Regions from separate parts of the Homo sapiens genome. Here all the other regions are linked to region 1. Evidence: chromatin contacts called from ENCODE Hi-C or POLR2A ChIA-PET data. All regions are on one chromosome and are shown on one strand. The core of a region is the stretch at or near the end of the contact, and the rest is flanking DNA. Distances in the headings are between cores, read along the strand shown.

What was found. A loop is a pair of places that touch in the nucleus more often than their neighbours do. ChIA-PET counts read pairs that join two places held with the same protein, here RNA polymerase II (POLR2A). Pooled maps may share reads with other maps.
Region 2: a map of naive thymus-derived CD4-positive, alpha-beta T cell shows a loop between it and region 1 (25-fold over the local background). The contact joins the promoter of PTPN23-DT here to the promoter of UQCRC1 in region 1. A Hi-C loop is called at or near these places in 1 of 168 maps with a recorded cell type or tissue (naive thymus-derived CD4-positive, alpha-beta T cell) and 7 of 50 pooled maps. POLR2A ChIA-PET finds 5 or more read pairs at or near these places in 2 of 52 experiments (activated CD4-positive, alpha-beta T cell and naive thymus-derived CD8-positive, alpha-beta T cell).
Region 3: a pooled map shows a loop between it and region 1 (4-fold over the local background). The contact joins the promoter of AMIGO3 here to the promoter of UQCRC1 in region 1. A Hi-C loop is called at or near these places in 1 of 168 maps with a recorded cell type or tissue (breast epithelium) and 2 of 50 pooled maps. POLR2A ChIA-PET finds 5 or more read pairs at or near these places in 1 of 52 experiments (HEK293).
Region 4: a loop to region 1 is called in a pooled map, with 10 times the contacts of the local background. The contact joins the promoter of APEH here to the promoter of UQCRC1 in region 1. A Hi-C loop is called at or near these places in 7 of 50 pooled maps.

Annotation. Positions count from the first base shown.
Region 1 is chr3:48,608,263-48,611,158 of GRCh38, reverse strand. It overlaps UQCRC1 (ubiquinol-cytochrome c reductase core protein 1), which reads left to right and starts at 1,513. Exons shown (of 13, transcript NM_003365.3): 1 at 1,513-1,607; 2 at 1,857-1,997. The coding sequence starts at 1,539. RefSeq lists enhancers at 1,123-1,232, 929-1,443, 1,523-1,622 and a silencer at 1,793-1,892.
Region 2 is chr3:47,380,100-47,382,995 of GRCh38, reverse strand. It overlaps PTPN23-DT (PTPN23 divergent transcript), which reads left to right and starts at 1,504. Exons shown (of 1, transcript NR_185912.1): 1 at 1,504-2,896. PTPN23 (protein tyrosine phosphatase non-receptor type 23) reads right to left here and starts at 1,975. Exons shown (of 25, transcript NM_015466.4): 1 at 1,816-1,975. The coding sequence starts at 1,899. RefSeq lists enhancers at 1,236-1,911, 1,953-2,172, 2,343-2,402, 1,912-2,589.
Region 3 is chr3:49,718,233-49,721,128 of GRCh38, reverse strand. AMIGO3 (adhesion molecule with Ig like domain 3) reads left to right here and starts at 1,445. Exons shown (of 1, transcript NM_198722.3): 1 at 1,445-2,896. The coding sequence starts at 1,664. It overlaps RNF123 (ring finger protein 123), which reads right to left. Exons shown (of 39, transcript NM_022064.5): 36 at 476-618; 37 at 235-329; 38 at 24-109. GMPPB (GDP-mannose pyrophosphorylase B) reads left to right here. Exons shown (of 9, transcript NM_021971.4): 9 at 1-1,213. RefSeq lists a silencer at 1-86 and enhancers at 1,081-1,310, 2,081-2,190, 1,672-2,479.
Region 4 is chr3:49,672,882-49,675,777 of GRCh38, reverse strand. APEH (acylaminoacyl-peptide hydrolase) reads right to left here and starts at 1,427. Exons shown (of 22, transcript NM_001640.4): 1 at 1,365-1,427; 2 at 1,157-1,289; 3 at 469-595; 4 at 1-84. The coding sequence starts at 1,376. It also overlaps a transcript of BSN not described here. RefSeq lists a silencer at 1,133-1,742.

The DNA.
Region 1 (2,896 bases), core at 264-2,763:
CTTTGGGAGGCTGAGGTGGGTGGATTGCTTGAGGCCAGGAGTTTGATATCAGCCTGGCCAACATGGTAAAAAATGCAATGATCCTAGCCCTTGCCTCTTCCTGTACTTAAGATACTGTCTGACAGGATTAATGATTATGCTTCTGTGACCTATAAACAGATGTACTCTTGCACCCAAACCTTGATGAGATTTATGCTCTAATGTAACTTCTGAGCACATTTGATGTAATTTCTGAGCACATGGAGAGCCGCCACCACCAGTGTATAAACTGTCGGAAACACTGCTTTGGAGCAGTCTAGCAGAAACTCCCTGAAAGGCTCTCCCGGGTTGCAATTCTTGGTAAGACTTCTGAATAGAACTAACTTTAAATATTTAAAAGCTTGTTTTTTTTTTTCTTTAGTTGACATAACAAAGCATACCTTAGAAGTCTTTTTTTTTTTTTTTTTTTTTTTTTGAGACGGAGTTTCGCTCTTGTTGCCCAGGCTGGAAATGGCGCGATCTCGGCTCACCGCAACCTCCGCCTCCCGGGTTCAAGTGATTCTCCTGCCTCAGCCTCTGGAGTAGCTAGGATTACAGGCATGCGCCACCACGCCCGTCTACTTTTGTATTTTTAGTAGAGACGGGGTTTCTCCATGTCGGTCAGGCTGGTCTCAAATTCCCGACCTCAGGTGATCCGCCCACCTCGGCCTTCCAAAGTGCTGGGATTACAGGCATGAGCCACTGCACCCAGCCAGAATTCTTTTTCCTCTTACAGAAAAGGAAAGGTTTCACCATGTTGGCCAGGCTGGTCTTGGACTCCTCGCCTCAAGTGATCCACCTGCCTCGGCCTCCCAAAGTGTTGGGATTACAGGAGTGAGCCACCGCTCCCGGCCTGTACTTAGTTCTTTTAAAGAGAAAACTGGCAGGGCGCAAAACTGGCCAACATGGAGAAACCTTGTCTCTTCTAAAGAAACAAAAATTACCGGGCATAATCCCAGCTACTCGGGAGGCTGAGGCAGGAGAATCGCTTGAAGCCGGGAGGCGGAGGTTGCAGTGAGCCGAGATCGCGCCATTGCACTCCAGCCTGGGCGACAGAGCGAGACCCTGTCTCAGAAAATAAAAAATAAATAAAGAGAAAAAAATACTGACTTTCAGCACCAACTTGTGGTCCCAGGTAAGTTTCCACGCTGGTACTTTAGCCCTGGGCTCGAACCTGCGGACACGCTGTGGCTGCAACTCCCCGCCCGCCAGACCTCAGTACGCAGCGCGGCTGGTGAGAAACATAATGCACTCTGACTTCCACGCGTGGAATGGGGAGATGGACTGCACGGCGGGCGGACCTGCTCGGGCTGATGGACGGCAGGTGGACTGATGTGCGCAGGGACTGGCGGCAGCGCGGTCAGAGCCAGTCAGCCAAAGCCAGGCCAGCACAATAGACTGTCCCGGTTCCCGCCAGGAGGCGGCCGAGCACCAACTGTACGGTACTGCGCCTGCGCCGCGACCGCCAACGCGCCCAGTCTACGCTTGCGCGGCGCAACAGGGCCGACTGCAGCTGGAAGATGGCGGCGTCCGTGGTCTGTCGGGCCGCTACCGCCGGGGCACAAGTGCTATTGCGCGCCCGCCGCTCGGTGAGGTGGTGGCGAGAGCGCGGGGCTTCGGGACAGGGCTTCGGGAAGCGGACAGGTGTGGGCTGTTAGCAGTGGCAGGTCGAGGTGGGGAGGACGCGGGGTCAGGGCCGTGGGAAGGTCACGGCGGAGGGCGGGGAAAGGTATCTCGCCGCTTGCCTAGGGGCGGGGTTCGGGGGTCCTCCTGAGGACCTGGGAGGTGGGGAGCGATCCCCTGACCGAGTCCTCACTCGCGGCTGTTCCCTTCCACAGCCGGCCCTGCTGCGGACGCCAGCCTTGCGGAGTACGGCAACCTTCGCTCAGGCGCTCCAGTTCGTGCCGGAGACGCAGGTTAGCCTGCTGGACAACGGCCTGCGTGTGGCCTCCGAGCAGTCCTCTCAGCCCACTTGCACGGTGAGTTGGGGACGCTTTTGGGGAGAGGGCCTCCAGGTTGGGCCTGCCGTCTTTTCCCTGGTTGGGGTGTGACCTTGGGCTCGAGTCTTCCCGTTTGTGGTTTGGGTTCGGACCCAGGACCACTCACCCCGAGAATGGCCCCATTCCCTACCCTAGCCACGCCTTGGCTTCACGGGACAATCTTCACTATAAGCCAACATTATTTAGCATATAATGCCCGTTAAGTAGGCGGCCAAATTCTTTTCCAGCCTTTTGTTAAGGAGCCCATATAAGGGAAGTGATCATGTCTCCTCTTATAATGCGGAAAATGGGATTCAGACACCTTAGGTGACTTGCAGGGGTCCAGGTCTGTCAGCCTCACTGCCCAAGGTCATAATCTCCAGGCTAGACCAGAAATACATTTTAGGAAGCAAATGCATTTTAACAGTACAATGAAATGTGTGATTTTCCAAAAAATACAAATTCTCTAAATTGACACAAGAAATCTTGAGTCACAGATAGATATATGAATAGGTGAGAAGATTCCCAAGAAATAATTATCTCCTCCTCCTTTCAGCCCCCAGCCCCAGGGCCAGATGTTTTTATTGACACATCCTTTTAGTTTTCCAGAAACAATGTCCTGCGATTTAAATTGTTACTAAGCATAGGAAAAGGTGGCCTGCAACTTCCTTGTTATATGTCACTTGTTATAGTAAAGAATGCTATATTACATGAACTCTAAAATGTGCTAGATTGTAAGGAGCTGTCTGTGCTCCAGTGCCAGAGAAAGAATCTCAAGAATCTTGCCAATTTTAATCAAAGGATACTATAGATTGTAAAATGCCTCTTGCATTCCAAGATGTTAGATGTGAAATACATGTTCATCTAAGATTGTGTGATATATGGTATATGCATTGACA
Region 2 (2,896 bases), core at 255-2,754, 1.2 Mb after region 1:
AGGAGTTTTGGCCAGGCGCGGTGGCTCATGCCTATAATCCCAGCACTTTGGGAGGCCAAGGTGGGTGGATCACGGGTCGGGAGATCGAGACTATCCTGGCTAACACGATGAAACCCCCTCTCCACTAAAAATACAAAAAATTAGGCAGGGGTGGTGGCGGGTGCCTGTAGTCCCAGCTACTTGGGAGGCTGAGGCAGGAGAATGGCGTGAACCCGGGAGGCGGAGCTTGCAGTGAGCTGAGATTGCGCCACTGCACTCCAGCCTGGGTGACAGAGTGAGACTCCGTCTCAAAAAAAAAAAAAAAAAAAAAAAAAAGAAAAGAAAAAGAAAACAGGAGTTCTGTTGTGTCTTAGAAAAATTCATCCAATTGTATTTGTATGAAACAGCAGATGAAGGCCTGTAATCCCAGCACTTTGGGAGGCCGAGGCAAGCGGATCACCTGATGTCAGGAGTTCGAGACCAGTCTGACCAACATGGCAAAACCCCATCTCTAATAAAAATACAAAATTAGCCGGGCATGGTGGCGCATGCCTGTAATTCCAGCTACTTGGAAGGCTGAGGCAGGAGAATCGCTTAAACCCGGGAGGCTGACGTTGCGGTGAGCCGAGATCGTGCCATTGCACTCCAGCCTGGGCAACAAGAGCGAAACTCCGTCTCAAAAAAAAAAAAAAAGGTAGGAAAAAGAAACAGCAGATGAAGAAGAGAGCAACGTCTGGATAACCGTTAACAAAATTCTAGAATTTTGGATCAATTACCCTCATTTCCTGGCCCCAAGAGGCTAGATGATGGACTCAAACACTGTCTGAACTAAGGCAATGGTGTATGGCGATTAGAGGGGAGACAGCTTCTTGGGAAACTACTTCCAAACCCATTTTCTTTTTCCTATTTGTCTTCCCAAGCGTCTCGCTAAGTGGTGCACCATCTAGATTGGGGCTTACTCTGGCATCTGCTGTGCTAAGCCCACAAGGCCCCCCACCTGCGACGGCCTCCTGGTTGTTCCTTTTCATTTCTGCTCTAGCCCTCAGTGCTACCAATACAGCGGATGTCTCGGAGGGCACCTGTGTTCAATCACCACACCTGAACCTCTCCACAGAAGTTCCTTGCCTTAGTCAACGCCAAACCTGCCCGTCTGTTCTTCCAACACAGTAAGATTTCTCTGAGCTCTACAACACTGTTTATGCCCTCCAGTCGGTTACGAAAAGCAGTAACCCTCCTAAAAATGTCGTGGGATTGTATTGTTTGGTCCAAAGAGACTCCCGAATGGGAGACCATACAGAATCGCAGCAATTGTAAAACAAACCCTCACCGCAGGGGTCGGGCATCTCCCTGGGCCACCGGGGCTCACGTCTTAAACACACGCCCCTGAGCCATCCCCAGTGTCTGTCCCAGGCGGGCGTGGACTTGACAGCGCACCGAGGGCCGGGCGCAGCAAAAGAATCCGCACGGTCAGGGCCGCCCACCGCTCCCGCGCGGGGCGGTCCTGGCATGGAGGAGGGGCGGGGCAGAACTGGGTCCGAGCGTCAGAAGGAGGAAGTGTGCTGCCTCAGTGGGAACAGCGGATGACTCGGGGCAGAAGTCGGGAACCGGGTTCAGATGAAGATGCAGGTGCTAGCACGGGGCTATCGGGGAGGAGAAGAATGGCCTGCGGGCGCCGGGGTGTGGGACAGGCTGAGGAAAACCGGCGAAGGCCCCTCCTGGCCTCACCGGACCCTGCGACCGGGCCTGAGGAGGTGATGGGCGCGCAGGGGGGCGTCACGCGCTTGCAGACGACGGAGATACGCGGCGGATAGGGGGGAAGATGGAAGGCAAGCTCACCTTCTTCACAGCTGGCTGGAAGTGAAAGTCACCGGCCTCCTTCAGGTCCAGCCAGATCATGGGCATGCGGGGCACGGCCTCCATGGCGGCTGGCACCCGCCGGCCACCCGGCCACTCCCGTAGCTGCTGCAGCTGCTGGCTCAGCCACGAGCCCAGCCCCGCCCCTTCGTGCCGGAAGTCACTGGTCACGGGAGGGAATGAAAAATGCCAGCGGCCTGCCGGGAGTTGCAGTGAACCCAGCCACCCGCTCGCGTAGTCTTTTGCGCAGGCGCTGTCCCTGTTGCGCATGCTCAGTCTTCTTCGCGCGGAGGGAGTAGGGCGGGGAGGAGCTCGCCAGCCCGAGGCGAAACGGCTTCTGGGATAGTAGTCTTCATCCACTAAACTGAGAGGCGCGGAGCGAGCTTATTCCCCGCTCCCGGGCCAAGCCCAGCTGCGGGTCCCGCCCGCCGCGCTCCTCCCTCCTAGGAAGAGCATGAGACCTCACCTATGAACTTGCCCTCCCACGTATTGTCAAGAGCCGTGGAGGACTGGTGCTGTGGTAGAGATGACGTGGCGGGCGGGCCGCTGGAAAGAGATGACGCGAAAACGGGCCTTAGAGAGGGTGCGGAGGGAGCACCTGGCCTGAAGGAGTCGGGGCTGAGAGCTGGGGGTTTCAGTCCCAGTGCTGCGAAGGCTTTCGAGCTTTGGAACAGAATCACTGACCGGAGACTGGCCTACTCAGCCCAGCCTGGGAGGCCGGGCAGTGCCCAAGGGAGACGGACGATAGGGAGGGAGCGCCTGGATGGAGGGTCTCAAGCGGAGTGAGGAGGCCCCGGGCCCTGTGGGGAAGTGGGTGGGGGAAGGTATACGGCCAGGTGAGCACCCAGGGACGCCCACAGTATCTGGAAGGAGACCACGGAATGGAGAGCACCTGTTGCCTCTGGAGAGGGGACCTATAGAGCAGGAATTGTTAAATCATATGGCTGTATCACCTACTTTTAGAAATAAATAATAGGCTACTCGGGAGGCTGAGGCTGGAGGTTCAATCGCTTGACCTGGGAGGCGGAGATTGCGGTGAGCCTAGATCTTGCCACTGCTCTCC
Region 3 (2,896 bases), core at 196-2,695, 1.1 Mb before region 1:
ACCAAGCTGTGGGGCCCACTTACTTGCAGGACTTGTGGCCACAGGGCTGGAACACAGCAGAGATGGGGTGGGCATAGCAGATGGGGCAGAGGTCCTCCTCACTGGTGGGCTGCAGGGAGGAGAGTGAAGGGTGGGCTGGAGTTGGATGCCTGGCTATGTGGATGTCCGTTGTGCCTGTGTAGGAGTGCACACATATTCAAGTGGCATGGACCTGTGCACCGTGTTCCCACTCACCAGGGAGGCAGCTGCTGCCTGGGCAGATGCAGAGGTCAGGTGCGCCAGCATCTGTTCCACTTGGGCCAGCTCATCGGCACTGATATAATCCGCATCTGGGGAGTGGTAGGTAGTGTCAAGTCAGAGGTAGCTGAGGATGTGATGCCTCTTGAATATTCCCAGCCTAGGACTTTGCTGTTCTTAAGGCTCCTGACCCGACCCAGCCCCAGATTTCCCTGACCTGCCCCACCAGCCCACTCACAGCTCTGCAGGGAGAAGCGCTTCCGGTCAGGGGCTGGCAGAGCAGTGCCAGGTGCTGGGGGCTCTGGCTGTCCCAGGAGATAGCATATTGAGCGTAGCTGGAAGCAGGGATCTGCCAGGAGCACTGATGTGGCTTGCTCTCTCCTAGGTAGGGGAGGGTGCAAGGGCAGTCAGAAGGCTTGGGGCCTGGCTAAAAGTCTCTCTTGGGATTGCCAATGAGGAGTGCCATGGCTCGTACATGATCACCCCCCCTGCATCCTTTCCGTCTCCCTGCTTCCCAAACCCCAAGTCCTGTATTCTAGTAAGGTGCCACACAGCCTGTTTTTTTTTTTTTTTTCTTGAGACGAGTCTCGCTCTGTTGCCCAGGCTGGAGTGCGATGGCACGATCTCGGCTCACTGCAACCTCCACCTCCCGGGTTCAAGTGATTCTCCTGCTTTAGCCTCCCGAGTAGCTGGAATTGCAGACGCCCACCACCACGCCCGGCTAATTGTTGTATTTTTAGTAGAGACAGGGTTTCACCAGGTTGGCCAGGCTGGTCTCGAATTCCTGACCTCAGGTGATCCACCTGCCTTGGCTTCCCAAAGTGCTGGGATTACAGGCGTGAGCCACCGCGCCCGGCCTGGGGTACCACTTTAAGAAGGCTCAGGCGAACCACCTTAAGATAGTGAGAGTCTGCCTGCCCCATAATATTATCAGTCCTTCAAAGTCACTTCAAATAAACACTAACAGCAGCTTGGAGACATTCTTCCAGACTCCCCCTTTTACTCCCCGAGGAAAAACGAGCGGCGGAGAGCTGCCAGCCAAAGGCTGACGGGGACTTTGGGGTTGGCCTTGCTCCCCATCTGGCGGTCATGCGGGGCCATTGGGCACAAAGGGATGTAGCCGCCCCGCCTCCTCAAACGGGAACCAATAGGAGCCCGGGCCCCGCCCCTGGGGGGAGTATTTAGGAGCCGATCAGGAACTCGCTTGGAGAGGGCTAGCGAAGCCGAAGGGAGCGCGGCTAAGAGTGCCGCACCGCCTCACAACCTGGGAACCGGAGAGTAGGGGCCGTCGGCTGGCAAGAACCCGCCGTGCCTCCTCGGCAAGGGCCATCCGGTGCCACCCATGTCGCACTAGAGCAGAAGAGGGTGAGTCCTGGAACTGCAACCTGCACAGAGCTGCTCTGTACTGTCCCTGGTGGTCGCCGCCATGACCTGGTTGGTGCTGCTGGGGACACTGCTCTGCATGCTGCGCGTTGGGTTAGGCACCCCGGACTCCGAGGGTTTCCCGCCCCGTGCGCTCCACAACTGCCCCTACAAATGTATCTGCGCTGCCGACCTGCTAAGCTGCACTGGCCTAGGGCTGCAGGACGTGCCAGCCGAGTTACCTGCCGCTACTGCGGACCTCGACCTGAGCCACAACGCGCTCCAGCGCCTGCGCCCCGGCTGGTTGGCGCCCCTCTTCCAGCTGCGCGCCCTGCACCTAGACCACAACGAACTAGATGCGCTGGGTCGCGGCGTCTTCGTCAACGCCAGCGGCCTGAGGCTGCTCGATCTATCATCTAACACGTTGCGGGCGCTTGGCCGCCACGACCTCGACGGGCTGGGGGCGCTGGAGAAGCTGCTTCTGTTCAATAACCGCTTGGTGCACTTGGACGAGCATGCCTTCCACGGCCTGCGCGCGCTCAGCCATCTCTACCTGGGCTGCAACGAACTCGCCTCGTTCTCCTTCGACCACCTGCACGGTCTGAGCGCCACCCACCTGCTTACTCTGGACCTCTCCTCCAACCGGCTGGGACACATCTCCGTACCTGAGCTGGCCGCGCTGCCGGCCTTCCTCAAGAACGGCCTCTACTTGCACAACAACCCTTTGCCTTGCGACTGCCGCCTCTACCACCTGCTACAGCGCTGGCACCAGCGGGGCCTGAGCGCCGTGCGCGACTTTGCGCGCGAGTACGTATGCTTGGCCTTCAAGGTACCCGCGTCCCGCGTGCGCTTCTTCCAGCACAGCCGCGTCTTTGAGAACTGCTCGTCGGCCCCAGCTCTTGGCCTAGAGCGGCCGGAAGAGCACCTGTACGCGCTGGTGGGTCGGTCCCTGAGGCTTTACTGCAACACCAGCGTCCCGGCCATGCGCATTGCCTGGGTTTCGCCGCAGCAGGAGCTTCTCAGGGCGCCAGGATCCCGCGATGGCAGCATCGCGGTGCTGGCCGACGGCAGCTTGGCCATAGGCAACGTACAGGAGCAGCATGCGGGACTCTTCGTGTGCCTGGCCACTGGGCCCCGCCTGCACCACAACCAGACGCACGAGTACAACGTGAGCGTGCACTTTCCGCGCCCAGAGCCCGAGGCTTTCAACACAGGCTTCACCACACTGCTGGGCTGTGCCGTGGGCCTTGTGCTCGTGCTGCTCTACCTGTTCGCCCCACCCTGCCGCTGCTGCCGC
Region 4 (2,896 bases), core at 178-2,677, 1.1 Mb before region 1:
TGCTTCTCTTCCCCAGGGCCCGTGCCTCCAGCCTTGCGCAGCACAGCTTTCATGGTGCCTGAAGGAGACTCTCTGCTCAGCAGTCTGTGGACATGGGGTAGCACAGGTCAGGATTATCTTGCAATAACCCCTTCCTGCTCCCTACTGGGCACACCTCTTAGGAGAGATTCTTGAGGCTCTGGCCCCACACCAGCTTCTGGAGCACCTCTAGCCCCACCTTGCCTTTCCTCCCTGAGGCAGAGACTCTACTCTCTGCAACTCCCCAGGCCACCATGGGCTCTAGTCCAGGCTGAGTTTGGAGCAAGCTTCCAGTGCTTATCAGGCCATGTCACCAGAAACTGAATGAGCTCCCAAGGGGGCAAGAACCTGGCTGCTGGCCTCCCTTCTAGGCACATGGTGAGCATTCATAAAAGGCTTGCATTGCGGACGGCTGTGGCCTTGCCCACAAGCTTCCTCCCTCAAACTTACTCCCCCCGGGTCTCCACACTGTTGCCTGCAGGTCCTGCAAACACCACTGAGTCCCCGTCATGGAACACCAGGTATTGGCGGCAGAATCGAATGTTCTCCATGCGTTCCAGGTCCCTCTGGGTCCACTCTGTGAGGGGAGGCATGAGACTGCTCACCTTGTCTTGGCTACTCCTGGCTACTGCCCCCAGCCCCACCTGACCCAGGAAGGCCTAGATCTATCTTCCCCAATCTCTCAATCTGTCTCCAGACACTGACACCCTGGCTGCAGGCTGGACAACACTTGGCCACAACCCTAGTCCAGGCCTCCAGAGCCTGAGCTGACAGCCTCTTTGAGAGAACCCCCTAGTAACCCCAGCATCCACCCTGGAATCTTGAGGGCAGCCTGGCATGTGTATGGGATGGCGTGTTGGTGGAGAGCCCTACAAGGTCCACGCCCTGAGCCCAGGTTTGACTTCTACCCCTACGCCGTCATCTCGTGCACTCATGGCCGCCATTCGATAACGCCCCGCACGCCCCCTCCCCCCCTCCACACACCTGTGTGCAGGGACCTGTGGGAGTGTAACCTCCAAGTCCAGGCCGGCTCCCTATATACCCTTACGCACTGTCAAGCAGCGAGCCCTCCACACCCCCTTCCTTCCCACCCCAGTGCGCGACCCCGTCGCCAGCCAGTTCCCCTTCGCACACACACCAGTGTGCACCGTCCGGTATTGGCCGCCGTACTGCGTGGTGACCTCCGGGCCCAGGCAGGCGGCGCTCAGCGCGGGCTGGCGGCTAAGGCCCCGATACAGAGCCGCCGCCTCCTCGGGCTCGCTCAGCAGCACCTGCGCAGGGGACACACCAGGGTCAGGCCCGGCCCGGGCTGCAGGGACCACGGGGACCGCGGGCCGAGCCCTCACCTGACGTTCCATAGTCTCCTCTCTGCCGCCGGGGCGAGGCGGGGCGTGCTCGCGCCCGGAAGTGAGGCTTCCGGGGGCGGAGCCTGGGACGGCCCGGGCTGTCTCCGCCCCTGCCCTGCGGCAATCTGTGAGGGGCGGGGCCTTCGGCTAATGGGTGAGGACCGTTGGCAGGGGGCGGGCCTTGACGGTGAGAGGACCCGGCCTGGGAGCGAGAAGTCCTGGGTGGGTGAGAGCAGGGGTCTCGCCAGGGGCGGACTAGCCAAGTGGGGGGCGGGGCCGTGGGCTGAGTCCTGGGCCTCTTACCGAGGGGCGAGGCGTTGGATCTCGGAGGAGAGGGGGCGGCCCTGTGGAAGCGGAACCCGGGAGCCCGGCTTCGGGGAGGGTAGAAGGGCCTACGAGAGAAGGGGTTGAGGGGGTGCTGCAAGGCGGAAGCAGCGCGGTCGGACGGGCATGGCCCAAGCACGCGAAGGGCGGGGCCCGAGGGGAATGGGACCAATGAGTCTTTGAGGATGAAGGGCAAGGCGGGCGGGTCCGGATTGGAGCCCTGCGAGGAATGTGGAGCCGGGAGCCTGTGAGCGTGAGCGTGAGCGTGAGCGTGAGCGTGAGCGTGAGGGTGAGGGTTGGGCGGGGCGGAGCCGGCCGCAGCGTGGATCTCCCGCGGCTCTGGGGCTGACTGTAGGGTTCCTTCGGGTCCACCACGAGGCCGACATTCACTACACAGTGCCAGGCCCTGCCCTGGAGGGAGTTCCACGCAGACGAAGAAGAGAAGGGCCAGGGTCCGGGCGGAGGGCGCGAAGCAAAGCCCTGGGGTGCGGGGCAGAGGGGCGGGTGCCAACTCTTAGGGTGCTGCCCGGACTTATCAGTCGCCAGGCCTGCCGCAAGAGCTATCTATCCCCGCAGCCTTTACCCAGCCTTCTCAGTGGCACCTTGTTGGGGACCGTGAGCTGGTGGGTCCCTGCCTTCCTCCCCAGGCCTCACCCTGAGCTCTTGGGTGTGAAAGGCCTGGTGGGCTCAGACTCCACCCAGGACCAGGGAGCTTCCTGTGGAAAAAACCTAGGCAGGCAGGTTCCCTGTGCACGTGGTACAGGATTGGCTGGGCTAAGGTGCCAACAGAGATCAGGAGAGGCTGGACAGTAAGGATGTTCCCTCCATATACCTGAGTCTGGCTGGTCTTCCACATTCAGGGCCCTGGCTCCCTGCTCCATGGCGTGCTTGTGATTGAGAGTCCACTTGTCTGGCCTGTAGCTTCCCCTTTCCCATCAGCCGCATCATTACTTACTCAAGATAACTAGTTAAGTAAAAAAAAAAAAAAAAAAAAAAAAAAAAGTCCCGGCCGGCCGGGCGCGGTGGCTCACGCCTGTAATCCCTGCACTTTGGAAGGCCGAGGCGGGCGGATCACGAGGTCAGGAGATCGAGACCATCCTGGCTAACACGGTGAAACCCTGTCTCTACTAAAAATACAAAAAATTAGCTGGGCATGGTGGCAGGCGCCTGTAGTCCCAGTTACTCGGGAGGCTGAGGCAGGAGAATGG